Linked DNA regions of Homo sapiens: region 1 is linked to region 2. The links are chromatin loops, found by intact Hi-C in ENCODE. Cell type or tissue: heart left ventricle. All regions are shown on one strand. Each heading gives the region's core, and the rest is flanking DNA. Links, peaks and the distances in the headings are about the cores only.

Region 1 (8,569 bases), core at 195-8,194, 1.3 Mb before region 2:
AGGCGGGCAGATCACTTGAACCCAGGAGTTCAAGACCTAGGTAACATGGCAAAACCTCTACAAAAAATTTAAAAATTAGTAAGGTGTAGTGACACAAACCTGTAGTTCCAGCTACTGGGGAGGCTGAGGTAGGAGGATCACTTGAGCCCAACAGGTTGGGCCGCAGTGAGCCATGATTACAGCACTGCACTGCAGCCTGGGTGACAGAGCAAGAAGACCCTGTATCACACACACGCACACACACACAGTGAGTGGATTGTATAGTATGTGCGTTGTATCTCAATAAAACTGTTTTCTAAAAGTGTGCTGCAGGCTAGCTTGGTTTCCAGTACAAATGCCACACTTGCTGATGAGAAAAGGGCTGAAGAGATGAAGAGAAAAACACAGGAGGTTCCCAGAGGGAGGAGTGCAATAGCCCGTGGTTGGAATGCAGAGTCAGGAGATGAATGCTCAGATCTGGGTCCTGACACTAGACGGTGCCCCCTTCACACAACTCCCCAGGCCTCCTCAGCCTTCAGGCCTCATTTGTGCCCTTGTCCCTGCATGAACACACTTCCATCATCTTCCCCACAGATCCATGTCCAGCATCTCCCTCAATAACACTAAGACAACAACTGCAGACATGTCCCCCCAGTGTCCCTGTGAGATCTGGAGTGGGTTGGGTTGTGTCCCTCAAAGAGGTATGTCCAAGTCTTAACACCACGTACCTGTAAATATGACCTTGCTTGGAAATAGGGTCTTTGCCGAAGTGATTAAGTGAAGGATCAAGATGAGATCATAGTGGATTAGGGTGATCTCTAAATCCAATGGCAAGTGTCCTCATAAGAGACAGAAAAGGAGGAAACACAGAGAGCACTGTGGGAAGAGGGAGGCAGAGATTGGAGTGAGGTTGCTGCAAGCCAAGGATCACCAAAGATTCCTGCAACCACCAGCAGCTGGAAGAGGCAAGGAAGAAACCTCCCCGGGGTCTTCAGAGTGAGCGTGACCCCACCAACACCTTGATCGTGGACCTCCAGCCGCAGAACCTTGAGAGAATAAACTTCTGTTACTCAAGCCATCAAGTCTGTGGTCATGCGTTATAGCAGCCACGGGAAACTAATCTAAAATTGGTATTATTTTCCCGTTTTTATTTTTTAAGTTTTTATTTTTTGAGATGGAGTCTCACTCTGTCACCGAGGCTGGAGTGCAGTGGCACGATCTCGACTCACTGCAACCTCCACCTCTTAAGTTCAAGTGATTTTTGTGCCTCTGCCTCCCCAGTAGCTGGGATTATAGGTGTGCACCACCATGCCCGGCTAATTTTTTTTTTTTTTTTTTTGTATTTTTAGTAGAGATGGGGTTTCACCATGTTGGTCAGGCTGATCTCAAACTCCTGACCTCAAGTGATCCACCTGCCTCCCAGAGTGCTGGGATTACAGGCATGAGCCACCACGCCCAGCTTATTTCCCATTTTTTGTTTTTTTTGTTTTGTTTTATTTTGTTTTATTGGAGATAGAGTCTCACTCTGTCACCATGCTGGAGTGCAGTGGTGCGATCTCGGCTCACTGCAAGCTCCACCTCTCGGGTTCAAGTGATTCTCCTGCCTCAGCCTCCCAAGTAGCTGGGACTACAGGTGTGTGCCACCATGTCTGGCTAATTTTTTGTATTTTAGTAGAGATGGGGTTTCACTGTGTTGCCCAGGCTGGTCTCGAACTCCTGAGCTCAGGTATTTCCTGTTTTTAAAGGGAAGGAAGTTCATATGGTTTAGATGTTTGTCCCCTCCAAATCTCATGCTGCAATGTGATCCCCAGCATTGGAGGTGGGGCCTGATGGGAAGTATTTGGGTCATGGGGACCGATCCCTCATGAATGTCTTGATATCCTTCTGGTGGTAATGAGTTCATGCAAGACCTGGTTGTTAAAGAGTCTGAGACGTCCGCTTCTCTCTCTTGCTCCCTCTCTCGCCATGTGATGCCAACCTTCCTTTGCCTTCCTCCCTGAATAAAAGCTTTCTGAGGCTTCCCCAGAGGCAGATGCCAGCACTGTGCTTCTTGTACAGCCTGCAGAACCATGAACCAATTAAACCTCTTGTCTTTATAAGTTACTCAGCCTCAGATAATCCTTTATGGCAATGCAAAGTAAACTAAAAGAGAAGCGGAGGCACAGAACGGTTAAGTAATTTGCCAAGGACACACAACTCAGAAGCAGCAGGCTGTGGTTGGAATCCAGCGAACTGGCTTCCAAGTGTGTGCTGTTCACCTGTGCTGCACCAGCTGGGCCAGTGGGCAGAGACTGAGGAGAGTTTTCGCAAGTGTCCTAAAGCAGGGGGCAGGAAATGTTTGTGTCTTCTGATGCCCGGGTCTCTTCTTATCATTGTAGCGATCTCTCACTGACTTCAGAGAATGCTTTCTTGAATTTGCCAGAAAAACCATGGCGTCGACGCACCAGTTCACTTCCCCTTAATCACTTCAAAGAAAGAGACAAGATCCTCTTTTTCTTTCCCCAGAGGCTTTTATTTGTCCAATATGTCAGTAACACCACGTGGGACAAGGGATTTCAGGACCGGATTACCGCTTGTGCTTCTCAAAATTAAATCTGCAAAGCTGGGCTGAGACACAGGAAACTGGAAAATGTCTCCACTAATTTGCAAAAGGTTTGAATTAATCCAAGAGATCAACCCAGGGCCGCAAGGGAGGCCCCTGGCTGCTGCTGTCTGGGCATACCCATTTGATGTGGACCTCACGTTCTGGCGGATACTCCCAGACTCCTCAGCAGACATGCTCGTTAACAATTGAGGAGGTAACGAAACCTCGGCTGAGGAACTTGGCTCACCGAGAGCAGAGAAAAACTGGCCAGAGAGCAGCGGCAAGTCACATGCTCAGCTGACAGCATCACACACGTCCATTTGGGGCCCCAAAAATCTCAGTATTCGGACACTGTATTTGCTGGGATAGACAACGGGCAGATTTTTAAAAATCCATTTTTACAGGGAAATTTGGGAGGAGAGAGAAGTACATCTAATTATATGTGTTTTGATCATTTAAATTGTTGATAATATAAAACATGTTATTGTTTTGTTTGCTACGTCAAGCTGCTTCCAACTGCTCTCGTTTTCTTTAGATTTTCACTTATTTTATTTTTATTTTTTGGTTGATGATAAGCCAGAATGCCTCCTTTTCATCCTATTATCTGGTTCTTTTCAAATTTTCCAACATAAAGATTAAGTATGATGTTACAGTAATGGCTCGATGAACTTGAGCCAAAAAAAAGCAAGGTCTAAATATAATATTAGAAAATGGATTTGAGCCCAAACCTACAATAGAAATTAATTGAAATCTGAAATGGTAGATAAATTAAAATGGTCAATATCATTAGTCATGGGGGAACTGCAAATTAAAGCCACAATGAAATATCGCCTCCCATGCACGACAAAAGCTAAGATGGAAACAGTGGCCAATACCAAGTGTTGGTGTGGATGTGGGGAACTGGAACCTGCATGCGCTGGTGGTGGGAATGCAGTAGGGTGACAAAGAGTTGTTGGAAAACAATTTGCCAGTTTCTTAATAGGTGAAATGTATGCTTGTCATACAACCCGGAAATTCTGCTCTCAGGAAGCTAAACATTTGTCCACATGGAGATAGGAAGGGAAATGTTATCATGCAACATTATTCATAATCTCCAAAACCCAAAATCAATCCATGTGTCCTTTAACTGGGGAAAGAATAAACAAATTTGTGGGTAGCCAAAGAATAAAACATGATTTGGCAATCAAATAGAACAATAAGTAAAAATAAATCAAATACATGAAAAACTATTTGGCCATAAAGAAACCACTGGGATGAAGTAAGTGAAGCGTTTAAAAATTACATATTGTAGAATTCCATTTAGATGAACTTTCTAAAAAAGGCAAAACTATAGGGACAGAAAGCAGGATCAGTGATCGCTGGGGGCTGGATTTTGAAGCACATATTAATTGCAAATAGCACAAGGGACTTTCTGCATAACGGTGTTCCAAAACTGGATTGTGGTACAGGCTACACAATTGTATAAAATTACTAAACTCCATGGCACTATACGCTTAAATTGTTAAGTTTTATGGCATGTATATTTCCCCTCAGTAGGGCTCTGGAGGTGTTGACAATATGAGAGGAGTAAAGTCCGTTTTCCTCTGGTCAGGTGTGTGAGCTGCAGCTTGTTCTTTGTTCAGAAAAGTCCGCGACAGGTAAGATGTTTGCTGGGACGCGTTGTGCTGCCAGTCTCTGCCACAAGAGGGCGGTGCCATCTATTATTTAAGTGGCAGGTGCTGGGCTTTCAACCTGTGGTTAGGGTCAAGTAGGATTCATGGGGTTTGGGGGCGAACAGCGTTGAAAGGGAGAATGAGTCCTCTGTGCTGAGAGCTGCAGTGGAACTAATGGGGCACTGAGATTGTGAACCTCCTGGCCTTCACTGAAACAGATCAGAGGCGACCCTGAGGGGGGACTCCTGGCCGCACTGGAGAAAGCCTGGGAAACTAGATGTGGTTGTGCCCAAGCCACCGTCTGTGGAGGGTCTGGGTGGACTATGGCGCTGTGGCTTTTCAGAACCAGTACGGCCTCTCTCCTCCAGAGCCCTCTCTCACGGCCTTGCCACAGCCAGGGATGGGCACCACCCAGGCTGGGCCAACTGGGTCTTTCTGATTCTTGACTGGCGATGCAAGGACAGAACAGAAGCCACCTGGCATCCCCTCGCCAGCATCTTCCTACCAAGACGTGGAGAAGCCCTCACTGCCCAGGCCCAGTCATGGCACCTGACCGCCAATTCTGTGGGGCACCCGAGATCCTTCCAGCACATTCTTCTCTCGCTTGAGTTATCCAGATTTCGTTTCTATGGTCACACCCCCAAATCCTCACTTGATGAAAGCTTTCTATGATTTTATGGGCACCAAGAAAACCAGCCTCCAAATTCTCTCTCCTGATAGCCTATGGATGTTGACTCAAGCCACCATTGCTAGCTCATCCCTCTCTTGGAAGTGTTTCTCTCTACCTGTGGTTCCTTTGAGATGCCAGTGCCCCAGCAGGGGCCCCCTTTGGGCTCAGTCCATCAGCGTTGGATGGGAGTGTGTTTAGCTCAGTCCATCAGCGTTGGATGAGTGTGTTTACTGGAGTCCATCGGCGTGGGATATGAATGTGTTTACTAGAGTCCATCGGCTTTGGATGTGAGTGTGTCTACTGGAGTCCATCAGTGCTGGATGTGAGTGTGTTTACTGGAGTCTATCAGTGCTGGATGTGAGTGTGTTTACTGGAGTCCATCAGTGCTGGATGTGAGTGTGTTTACTGGAGTCCATCGGCTTTGGATGTGAGTGTGTTTACTGGAGTCCATCAGTGTTGGATGAGTGTGTTTCCTGGAGTCCATCAGCATTGGATATGAGTGTTTAGCTCAGTTCATCAGCATTGGATGAGTGTGTTTACTGGAACCTATCAGCATTGGATGTGAGTGTGTTTAGCTCAGTCCATCAGTATTGGATGAGTGTGTTTACTGGAGTCCATCAGCATTGGATATGAGTGTGTTTACTGGAGTCCATCAGTGTTGGATGTGAGTGTGTTTACTGGAGTCCGTCAGCGTTGGATTTGAGTGTGTTTACTAGATCCCATCAACTTTCAATATGAGTGTGTTCACTGGAGTCCATCAGCGTTGGATGTGAGTGTGTTCACTAGATCCCATCAGTGTTGGATGTGAGTGTGTTTACTGGAGTCCATCAGCGTTGGATGTGAGTGTGTTTACTAGATCCCATCAGTGTTGGATGTGAGTGTGTTCACTAGATCCCATCAGTGTTGGATGTGAGTGTGTTTACTGGAGTCCATCAGCGCTGGATGTGAGTGTGTTTACTGGAGTCCATCAGCGCTGGATGTGAGTGTGTTTACTGGAGTCCATCAGCATTGGATATGAGTGTGTTTACTGGAGTCCATCAGCGTTGGATGAGTGTGTTTACTGGAGTCCATCAGCGCTGGATGTGAGTGTGTTTAGCTCAGTCCATCAGCGTTGGATGAGTGTGTTTACTGGAGTCCATCGGCGTTGGATGTGAGTGTGTTTAGCTCAGTCCATCAGCGTTGGATTAGTGTGTTTACTAGAGTCCATCAGCATTGGATATGAGTGTGTTTACCAGAGTCCATCAGCATTGGATGAGTGTGTTTACTGGAGTCCATCGGCATTGGATGTGAGTGTGTTTAGCTCAGTCCATCAGCATTGGATGAATGTGTTTACTGGAGTCCATCAGTGTTGGATGTGTGTTTACTGGAGTCCATCAGTGTTGGATGTGTGTTTACTGGAGTCCATCGGCGTTGGATGTGAGTGTGTTTACTGGAGTCCATCAGCATTGGATGTGAGTGTGTTTACTGGAGTCCATCAGCGTTGGATGTGAGTGTGTTTACTGGAGTGCATCAGCGTTGGATGTGAGTGTGTTTACTAGATCCCATCAGCGTTGGATGTGAGTGTGTTTACTAGATCCCATCAGTGTTGGATGTGAGTGTGTTTACTGGAGTCCATCAGCGTTGGATGTGAGTGTGTTTACTGGAGTCCATCAGCGTTGGATGTGTGTTTACTAGATCCCATCAGCGTTGGATGTGAGTGTGTTTACTAGATCCCATCAGTGTTGGATGTGAGTGTGTTTACTGGAGCCCATCAGCATTGGATGTGAGTGTGTTTACTAGAGTCCATCAGCGTTGGATGTGAGTGTGTTTACTAGATCCCATCAGCATTGGATATGAGTGTGTTTACTAGATCCCATCAGCATTGGATGAGTGTGTTTACTAGCCCCTATCAGCGTTGGATGTGAGTTTACTAGAGTCCATCAGCATTGGATATGAGTGTGCTTACTAGATCCCATCAATGTTGGATATGAGTGTGTTTACTGGGGTCCATCAGCGTTTGATGTGAGTGTGTTTACTAGATCCCATCAGCATTGGATGTGAGTGTGTTTACTAGAGTCCATGAGCGTTGGATGTGAGTGTGTTTACCAGATGCCATCAACGTTAAATATGAGTGTGTTTACTGGAGTCCATCAGCGTTGGATGTGAGTGTGTTTGCTAGATCCCATCAGTGTTGGATGTGAGTGTGTTCACTAGATCCCATCAGCGTTGGATGTGAGTGTGTTTACTGGAGTCCATTAGCATTGGAAGTGAGTGTGTTTACTGGAGTCCATCGGCATTTGATGTGAGTGTGTTTACTAGATCCCATCAGCATTGGATGTGAGTGTGTTTACTGGAGTCCATTAGCGTTGGATGTGAGTGTGTTTAGCTCAGTCCATCAGCATTGGATGAGTGTGTTTACTGGAGTCCATTGGCGTTGGATGTGAGTGTGTTTAGCTCAGTCCATCAGCGTTGGATGAGTGTGTTTACTAGAGTCCATCAGCATTGGATGTGAGTGTGTTTACTGGAGTCCATCAGCATTTGATGTGAGTGTGTTTACTAGATCCCATCAGCATTGGATGTGAGTGTGTTTACTGGAGTCCATTAGCGTTGGATGTGAGTGTGTTTACCAGATGCCATCAACGTTAAATATGAGTGTGTTTACTGGAGTCCATCAGCGTTGGATGTGAGTGTGTTTACTAGATCCCATCAGTGTTGGATGTGGGTGTGTTTACTGGAGTCCATCAGCGTTGGATATGAGTGTGTTTACTGGAGTCCATTAGCATTGGAAGTGAGTGTGTTTACTGGAGTCCATCAGCATTGGATATGAGCGTGTTTACTGGAGTCCATCAGCGTTGGATGAGTGTGTTTACTAGATCCCATCAGTGTTGGATGTGAGTGTGTTTACTGGAGTCCATCAGCGTTGGATATGAGTGTGTTTACTGGAGTCCATCAGCATTGGATATGAGTGTGTTTACTGGAGTCTGTCAGCGTTGGATGAGTGTGTTTACTGGAGTCCATCAGCATTGGATGAGTGTGTTTACTGGAGTCCATCAGCACTGGATGTGAGTGTGTTTAGCTCAGTCCATCAGCGTTGGATGAGTGTGTTTACTGGAGTCCATCGGCGTTGGATGTGAGTGTGTTTACTGGAGTCCATCAGCATTGGATGTGAGTGTGTTTAGCTCAGTCCATCAGCGTTGGATGAGTGTGTTTACTGGAGTCCATTGGCGTTGGATGTGAGTGTGTTTAGCTCAGTCCATCAGCGTTGGATGAGTGTGTTTACTAGAGTCCATCAGCATTGGATGTGAGTGTGTTTACTGGAGTCCATCAGCATTGGATGAGTGTGTTTACTGGAGTCCATCAGCATTGGATATGGGTGTGTTTACTGGAGTCCATCAGCATTGGATGAGTGTGTTTACTGGAGTCCATCAGCGTAGGATGTGAGTGTGTTTAGCTCAGTCCATCAGCATTGGATAAGTATGTTTACTGGAGTCCATCAGCATTGGATGTCAGTGTGTTTATTGGAGTCCATCAGCATTGTATGTGAGTGTGTTTACTGGAGAACTCCATCGTGTCCAGGTGATTGCCAGCCTGGCTCTCGTGGTGATTTATCAGCAGCTCTCCAGCTAGCTCCCACAACAGACTACTGATGGAATTTCAGGGATTCCACACAGCCAAAGTGTATTAATCACACTCATGCAAAGTGCG
Region 2 (8,569 bases), core at 81-8,080:
CACATCTGCATCATGAAATTCCATTTTATGCAATTTGCTAATAGGGGTGTTGATTTTTTTCTTGTTCTTTGACATATTGTGACTAATCCTGAATCATCTACCATGTGCTCAGACTCTGCTAATTGCTGTACAAAGTCTCCACACAGAACTGATTCACTTTTGAACTGTCTGGCTGACTTGCTTAAGTTCAATACACAAAATATGTCATATGCTAGGCTTATCGTAAACATTTTACGTGCTAATTTTTGGCCACCTAGTAAAGAGGCTTCCACATCACACAGGACCTCATTTAAGGACATGTTCAGTGTTCCCAGTTGAAAAAGTTCACAAGTATTAGGCTAAATACAATTCTCTTCAACACTGCTCAGTCTAATAAAGAAATCAGTAACAGACCTATGTACCTAAGTGAAAAAACACAATAGTGAGGTCCTATTTCCAAAGCTATTCTGTACCTTTCTTAATACAACCTTGTTATTGCAGCATAAACACAAAGAAGTCTGGACCTATTATAAAACCAAGTGAGAACCAACCCCCCCCGCCCCAAAAAAAAAATGCTGGGCTGTTGTTGCTGTGGATTTTGGTTTTTTTAACCTCACGTCTGCCTGAGTCAGGTTCACTGAATTCATCAACCTTTTCTTTGGTTTCCTGTGCACATTATAAATCCAGAAGGCTCTGATCCCAGGGATTGTTCTAACTCATAATTAGGAAACGTGAGCCCATTTCAACCACACTTCAAAGACAGGGAAGGAGGGGGAACGTAAATTCCTCTTTCTAAATCGAACCATCACAGAACTCGGCATTTCAACTGTCTTCATCTATTATCAGATCCAAAGCAACATAACCTCAGTGATTCTGGAAGAACTCAGAGAACAGACAATTCATGTAATTAAAAGACTTTGTGCGTGATAATTGGCTTTGAAGTTTCTGAGAGAGATCTCATCTCAAAAATCTTTGCAGAAAAATATGGGTACAGGGTTCTTGCAGCACGTATTAGAGACTGCTGAGACGCTTCACTCTCCTCCCAGTGTATCTATCTGCAGGAAAGGGGCACGGGTGGGGGAACCACACACAAGCAGCCCAGGTCAATCATGAGAAAGAATCTCCCGCACAAATCACACCATTTCTCTTCAAGGAAGAATGACTGTCCAGAGCTTCCAAACTTGCTCTTCCCATGACAGACAGGGATGCTGGCAGAAGAGAAGAGGAAACATTGAGGAATTCCTGCCTTGACACATGGCTTCAAGTCAGGGCTCCGCTGGGAAAATTCGGGTCACAACTTGTAGCTGAAACTCCACGTGCACCCTGCGGGGCCGCTGCTGCTCCCAGCACCCTACGGAAGGGTGAGCGCCAGACCCTGTGCCCAAACCTCACAGCGGCAGACCTGGAGAAACCCATCCCCCTTCTTCAGAGCCGCCCCCCAGGCTATATTTTTGGCAGCCTATAATACACAAAATAGTATTCCCATACAACAGGAGTGCTCCAAAATTATTTCCAAATAGGTCAGTGCCACCAGGGAAAGTCAATCCCAAATTCCAGAAATCTCCCTGGTCATCTCAATCCCCTCCTCCCCCGACAGCCGGCTCGGCCCTCCAGAGGCCACCTTTCCTCTCAAGGGTCCCCACGCCCTCTCCCTTTACAGAAAAGGCTTTCAGGAAACAGCCTTCCTTTCCTTTCGGCTCCTTAGTAGTCTCACCTAAGGCCTCCCACCCAAGTGCTCCAGGACAAGCACCTTCGGCCAAGGGGCGTCCGAGGAGCTTGGCTGCCGCACGAGCGCACGTTCACACGCGCGCACACACACATGCACACAAGCGCGCACACACACTTGCACACGAGCCCTCTCTCCCGGCCGCCCCCATCCTCCACACACTCCCACACACTCACTCCAGGCGAAGTTAGTCCCCGGGCCCTGGCGGCCGCGGCGTCCTCACCTTTGGAAAACAGGGCGGCCAGGCTGATGAGTACCGGCGACCAGTGGTGCCACAGCGTCCCCATCTCAGACGGGCACATCCTGGAGACCCGGAGCGCAGATCCTCCGCTCCCCGGCGCCGTCCAGGCGAACAAGAGACCGTCTCAGTCCCCTAGAGGCCCGCAGCGGGGCCGGTGGCGAGGGAGCGCCCGGCTAGGGGCCCGAGCAGCCCGGGCGCCCTGCTCCCTCTTCCCGCCAGTCCATGGCCAGGCCGGGAGGCGACGACCGCGCGGGCTCCTGAGTTGCTCTCCGGAGTCCAACACGCGCGCAGGCAAACCCCACCTCCCTCCTTCGACCCCAACAGAATTTTTTTTAAATTTTAATCCACAGGGGGTATTTCCTTTCCTGTTTACCCGAGCGAAGAGTGGCCCCCGGTGGCCCAAGGAGGGGCGCCTCCAGGCGCAGGGCTCCGGCGGCTCCAGCTGCTCCCGGGCTGGCTAGCGGGCGCTGGCGCAGGCGGCGCCGGGGTGGCGGGGCTGCGGAGCCCGGGACGCGGGCAGAGGCGGCTCGGAGCCCCCCGGGCGGGTGGCCGGGCTCGCTGGGCGGCCCGGGGCTCCCTGGCCCGCAGCCCCCATCCCAGGCCGGCCGCTGCGCCTCGGGGCTCGGGCGCGCGCGCGCTCCGGCACCCAAAGTTTGGCGGGTGCGGCTGCTCCCCGGCCGCCGCCTCGGCCCGCCCGGCCCCGGGCCCGGCTGGGGCTCGCGGGGCTCTACGCGCGCCGAGCGCACTGCAGGCTCCGGAGACGCGGGGCTCCCCCCTGCGCCCGGGGGAGGCGGGCCAGATGTGCGCGGAGGAGGGCCCGCCGGCTCGGGGACGCGGCCGAGCAACGCAGCTGCCTCCTGCCAGCAGGCGCGGGGGCTCCGCTCCGCAAGGACCGCATCCGGAACGGAACGGAGGCGATCGCCACGGTGCCCGGAGCCGGCTGGGGCTTTCGCCTTAAAAATTTGTCTGCTTTTAAAAAGCCCCACCCTTTCGGAGTGACAGCTGTGAGCCCCAATCCGCAAAGTAAATCCCACCTCCCCCTGGCCGCCCCACGCCCAGCCTCCCGGCCACCCTCCCTGCGAGCGCGGACGCGCGGTGGCGGCGGGCGAGGGCTCCCAGCGCGGGCGCACCCCGGGGACGGAGCCACCCACTCTCCCAACAGGTGTCCAGCTGGCCACCGGCCTCTCGTCGTCATCAAAACCTCAGGCCCAGGGGAGGTCCTCCAGCCCGGGGGCACCTGAGGCTCTTCGCCAGGGAGAGCGCAAGGATGGCTGGAGAAGGGCCCTCGCCCCGCCCTGCGCATCTCCCAGGGATCGCAGTGAGGAAGTCTCTGACACGCCACACTGAGGTCATGCTGGCCCCAAGCCCCTTCCCAGAGCGATCCCCCAAGTTAGTGTCCCTAGAAACATGTCGTGTGCTCCCCAGGGCTCACTGGGAAAGGAAATGGATCCATTAGGAGACAACATTGCTTTGAGAAGATAAAAGACATGATTCTCAACACCGCCCGGAATCTCCAACTAAGACATTCCCACACCAAGATCCCTAAGCACCGTCCTGTAATTTGTAGCCCAAGAACTGCTTTGCTCCACGAGAGCCTTTAAATTAACCCCATCAAAGCTCAGAGGGAAGAAAAGCATTCAGAATTTTTAAGGAATATTGTAAACCAACAAGCCCTGAATCTAATGAGGTGAATTCACCTCAGTAGATAAAAATGGGTCGTTATCATCTGACTGAGGGGGCAATGGACTTTTTTATCCTGTATGCCTGTAGTTGCAGAAATATACCAATGCTTTAAGAGTTTTTAGCTTTCAAAGTTTCAAGGAAGATCAAAAAAGCCACTGCTGTTCTACCGAAGATTGTTTTTCTGGGTTCATGTCCTTTGAGATGTGCTCTTGTCTTTTATTCTGTATCTACTTATCTGAATATATCTGTCTTTCTGTTTTTTCTTTTGTTTGTTTCTTAAACTTGTTGCCTTTTCTCTTTGTATTGCTCTCCTGTAAAATTCCTAAGAGTCGACGCTGCAAAGACCCTAAGAGATTGTCTCTTTCACTGTTTCTGAAGTTTGAACCAGCAGGAGAGTCACTGGAAAATTTGTTAGACCTGGGTTGCTGGGCCCACCCCAGAGCTATCTCGGCAGGTCAAGGTGGGACTTCCGATCTCCGTTCCTAAAAAGTTCCAGGTGATGCTGATGCTGCCGGCCTGCGGAACACGTGCTGGAACCACTGGTCCCCTTTCTCCTTCACCTGAGTGATGAGAGAGCTGAGCTTTCGTCTCTTGGACACCTTCACCTGGTCTCTGAGTGTCAAAATTGATGCCCGCACTGAATGCATAATCCAGGTTCCATCCTTAACGCTACAGTGGGTCTGAGTCTATTTGTAAATCATCTATTTGTGACACTGAGTCTATTTGTAAGACATTTCTCAGACATATTGACTAGAAACAAGTGGTCCCTGTTCTTTATTAAAAACAATCATTTTATGTTTCTCTAAATCAAATTGAGTTTTTCCCCTGAATTGCAATCATCAAATAACTTTTCTTTTTGCCATTGCAGAAGGTTTCTCTATCTGTAATGTGAAGACAAAAGGTGACTGTCAAGTTCCAGCTGCTGCCTAAAATGTTAAACGGTTTCTTCATTATGCGTAGTTGGCGAAACAAAAGTTTTTTCCACTCTTTGGTATGGAAGATTTTTTGGGAAGATGCAACTTCAGATACCTAATCAGTGGCTAAAATAAGATGCAAGAATGGCTTCTTACTTTTTCTCTCTCCAGTATGCCATTCTCCCTGGTACATCTAATCTTCTTTGGGTAATTAACACAGCTAATTGTGGGGAAGCAAAACTTAGACTTGGAGATGGACACTGAGGGCTCATAGGTCCCTAACTCCAGCCCCTGCCCCAGGACAACTTCCCATCAAAATCGCCTGCCTTGTCTCTCTCAAGTTACTTGTAAGAAATCTGCTTTCCTCCAAGAATATGTGTTTCATCTGCGGGGCCATAAATCAAGCTGTAAGCCTAATTTTGTCGGTAATTAAATTGCACTAATTGTTCATGCTGTGTGGATGAGGCTTTTACACTAAGCAGTTTTTGTTGTTATTTTTCAATAAAACAAAAACATTCCCTGTAGCAGTTTTTGAGAAATGGCAACTTTGAGCGTTGATAAAGGCAGAAAGGAGCTGGAATTCAAGTACTGCAGGGGCTATGCCACTGGTGGATGAGAGGACACTTTCAGGCCCTCTAAAGATGGGGCCTCCTGTAAAACTGAAGCCATTCTCTTCCAGTCCTTCTGACTGCATCCAGGAGAAAGGCTCAGGCCTGAGCTACTCCGGAACAGCCTTTTAGTAATTGCAAATGTCCATGTTTTTTAAACAAAAAAGGAAGCTCTTTCTGCACAATGACAACATCTAGCTCAAGTTACTAACATCGATTTGTTTTTATTTTGATTATTATTATTTTTGTTTTCTCTCCTTTTACTTGGTGATGCATTTTGTTTAAAAAATATCAAGTTATGTATGTTTATGAAGATGGGAAATGAGTAATGGATTTAGCAATCACTACTGACACGGGTGCAGGCACCGTCTTCTCTCTATGACAATACTCCGGAAGATGGTGAGAAATGAAGTTTGGGAAACCTTAGCATGAAGTGAGAGCTACCAGATCAATCCCTCCTGAAGATGCAGAAGAGACTTTTTGAAACTCCCTGTCTTCCCAGTTTTCCAAAATTCATGAAATGACTGGGAAATAGAAAGGCCTGGTTCAATCAACTGTCTCTTTCACTAGTGGGGAAAGCCTTCTGATGTTGAGGGCACTGTAAACACTGGGAACATTGCACACCCTTCCTGGTAAGGCCAGCAGGAGATCATCCTTCCAGAAGGAGCACCTCAGCGGAATCCATGCTGTGCCCTTGAGGAAGGTGTGTGTTTGCCAAGACCTGTCACTCTCTCCTTCCCAGCGCATGGATGACTACTCTTCTCAGCCCCTTGCAGTTGACCAACTAAATGTGAGCAGAAGTCATGGGGGTCATTTCTCTGGTGGGGCAGTGAAAAGCTCACCTGTGACTCCTCATTCTGCACCTGCCCTGCCCTGGGAGAAGAGTGGACCCTGTGTTTGAGATGGTGCAGCTGCTACAAGGTGAGCCTTCCAGCCAGCAGTCCAGCAAGTTGATGAGAGAGCAAAGTCCCCCGTCAATCCACATTAAGAAGTATGGTAAAAGAAATTAATTTTTATTGTGTTAAATCATCAAACTTCTTGGTTCTTCCAGGTTAACCATACTAAAATCCAGACCTACTTTTACTCTCCTCTCTCTGTCCTTCTCCCTTTCTCATCTCTTCCCAGAGCTCCACAAGCAGATGTTAAAAAGTTGGAATATTCGTGCTCTCCCAGGTGACCCATGGTGTCACCAGGTAACTGCCAGGTGAACCTCGCAGAGCAGCCTCTTCTGCAAAGACCAATAGGATACTGCTGCATTTTCCTTAAGTTACTGATTTATGGATCAATACAGAAAGGTCAGCAGGCCTTGAATAGTCTTCTTTGAAGTCACATGCTGGACTTCTTGGTACAAATTATGTATTTGTACCTCTAGCCTGATTAGTCCCTGAGTGTTTCTCGGTCAGGGGTGAGGTCAAGGAGAAGCTGCAAGGCTGCCTCTGCAGGAAACCCTTTGTTGTAAAGACTGCCTGGATTTTGCATGCACTGGAACCTGTGACAGAAGCATGTTCCCTCACCCCTGCTTCCTCTACCTGCTGGAGACACAGCCAGACCACATGCCCTGGCCTTCCTAAGGTTAACTGTCGCTATGGTTATGTCCAAAAGAACCTGGGAGGAAGGGATGTGCCTCCCTTTCAGGGGGAGAGTTTGGGAGCCTGTGAAACCCTCAAACTCTCTTCCTGCCTTTTCAAGCTGAATGCAAAAATTCAAGGGAGAACCCCCAAGCCTTCAGCAATGGCAGAGTTGCAAGTTGGAATGAGTCTGGTTCCGAAAATGTGGAATGCCACTTCTTTTGCATGGAATTTTGGGTGAGCAAGAAATAAGATGACATGGTGTTAAGTCATGGAGGTTCAGGGCTTTGTTTGTTAGAATGAACCATTCCAGGCAATACAGGGTGTATTGATCTCATCACTGCCAACAGAAGCAGGAGTGGGATATAAGGAAACACCTCTATCAGCTCCTGAGACTACAGCGAAGCTTTGGCCCATTTTACAGTATGAAGAGAGTCCAAAGGAGGGAGGAACCACCAACCACCACCAGCTAATGAATGCATGAGGTGCTCTGTCCCCTGTACCAGGAACTAGGGAAAAGGCAAAGGATGCCCTTGGAGAGCTGGAATTCGATCTCTTGGACGCATGAGGTGCTCTGTCCCCTCTACCAGGCACCAGGGAGAAGGCAAAGGATGCCCTTGGAGAGCTGGAATTCGATCTCTTAGGGTCTTCAAAGAATATTGCAGAGAACAAGTATCATCGGTTCCAAGAGAGGGTCCTCCTGGGCTGGAGCAGTCTGAGGAATGGGATTTATATGGATTCCTCCTTCCATTCAATACTTATTTATTCAGGGTGTACCGCTGGCCAGGCCCTAGAGGCTTCACAGTGAACAAGCCGTTCACGAAATTTATTCCCATGGGGACAGACAGGAAACAAGCACACCAAAGAACAAGATGCTTTCAGGAAGAACCTGTGAAGAACTCAAGTATCATAATGACTTGCCCTTTGGAGAGGTCGAGAAAGGCTTCTTGGAGCAGCGTAATCTCTCTCATGAGAAGGATCCTCAGAGTGCAGACCCGGGTCATACACCTGCCTGGTGGCTGGGACAGCAGGTGCAAAGGCCATGAGGCATCACAAAGGGTGGAGGAGCAGAAAGCCCCATGTGGCTGAACTTAGTGAGCCAGGGAGAGCATGGTGGGAGGGGAGGTACAGGGGAGGCGCAGGAGACAGAGGATGCAGGGGCCTCGTCAGGACTCAGGAAGCCAGAGTGAAGCTTCAAGCGGGGAAGTTGTAGGAGCCCATTCACATTTTCGGAAGATCTCTTGGCGTACCAATAGTACCACAGAGGCAGGGGCTAGGCACAGGTGCGTCTGGTAAAATGTAGCATGCCAGACTCCCATCCCTTCCACGGGGCCCCTGTTCTGCTTCCCACTGGGCCAAATCCAGAGGCCTCTGCGTGTGCCAGGCAGGTGGCTGCAGGAACAATCGCAGGCCCAGCCCAGGGAGGCCGGCCAGACAAGACCCGCACAGCTCAGAGACAGCACAACATGCCGGGGCATCCTGTCGGCGTTCAGAGCTATGAGTGTGTAGTGGCCCCTGGAATGCTGAACCTGTGTCTCCTTTCCACTCTGATGTTTGGTCTCTCTCTTCTTTCTCAAGAACGCCTGTATTAATTTCTCATCTAGCAAGTCCCGACCCTGCGGTTTCAGAACATGCCCTGTGCTGGGCCGGTGGGGTTTTCTAGGATGGAGAAAATGAGGTGGTGGGGTTGACTGACACTGAGGTCCAGGCCGGACTTGGAAATCCATCTGCCAGCACGTGGTTTGTGTGAGCAGCTGTGAGCTCTGTTTAGGGTGTCTCCCTCTGTGATCACTGAGAACTGGCACTCTGCAGCCCACTTGCAGGGTGTGGGCCTTCCCTTTATGGGGGCT

Evidence for each region. Hi-C counts contacts between places; a loop is a spot of excess contacts. Peaks named below come from ENCODE experiments on the same cell type or tissue, not always from the same donor. Only the 100,000 strongest peaks of a DNase experiment are listed, where the experiment ranks them.
Region 1: a loop joins it to region 2, with 6 times the contacts of the local background. A loop is called at or near these places in 18 of 110 quality-filtered maps.

The regions. Positions count from the first base shown.
Region 1 is chr12:128,640,663-128,649,231 of GRCh38, forward strand. All of the region lies in intron 4 of TMEM132C (transmembrane protein 132C), which reads left to right. Among named protein-coding and RNA genes, the nearest start is that of SLC15A4, 180 kb to the right of the region's middle. In heart left ventricle, for the core only: a CTCF peak has its summit at 4,242 (motif pointing right); no DNase peak of the experiment used is centred there.
Region 2 is chr12:129,901,333-129,909,901 of GRCh38, forward strand. TMEM132D (transmembrane protein 132D) reads right to left here and starts at 2,693. Exons shown (of 9, transcript NM_133448.3): 1 at 1,929-2,693. The coding sequence starts at 2,007. In heart left ventricle, for the core only: no CTCF peak of the experiment used is centred there; a DNase peak (open chromatin) is centred at 3,201; H3K27me3 peaks cover 5,170 bases.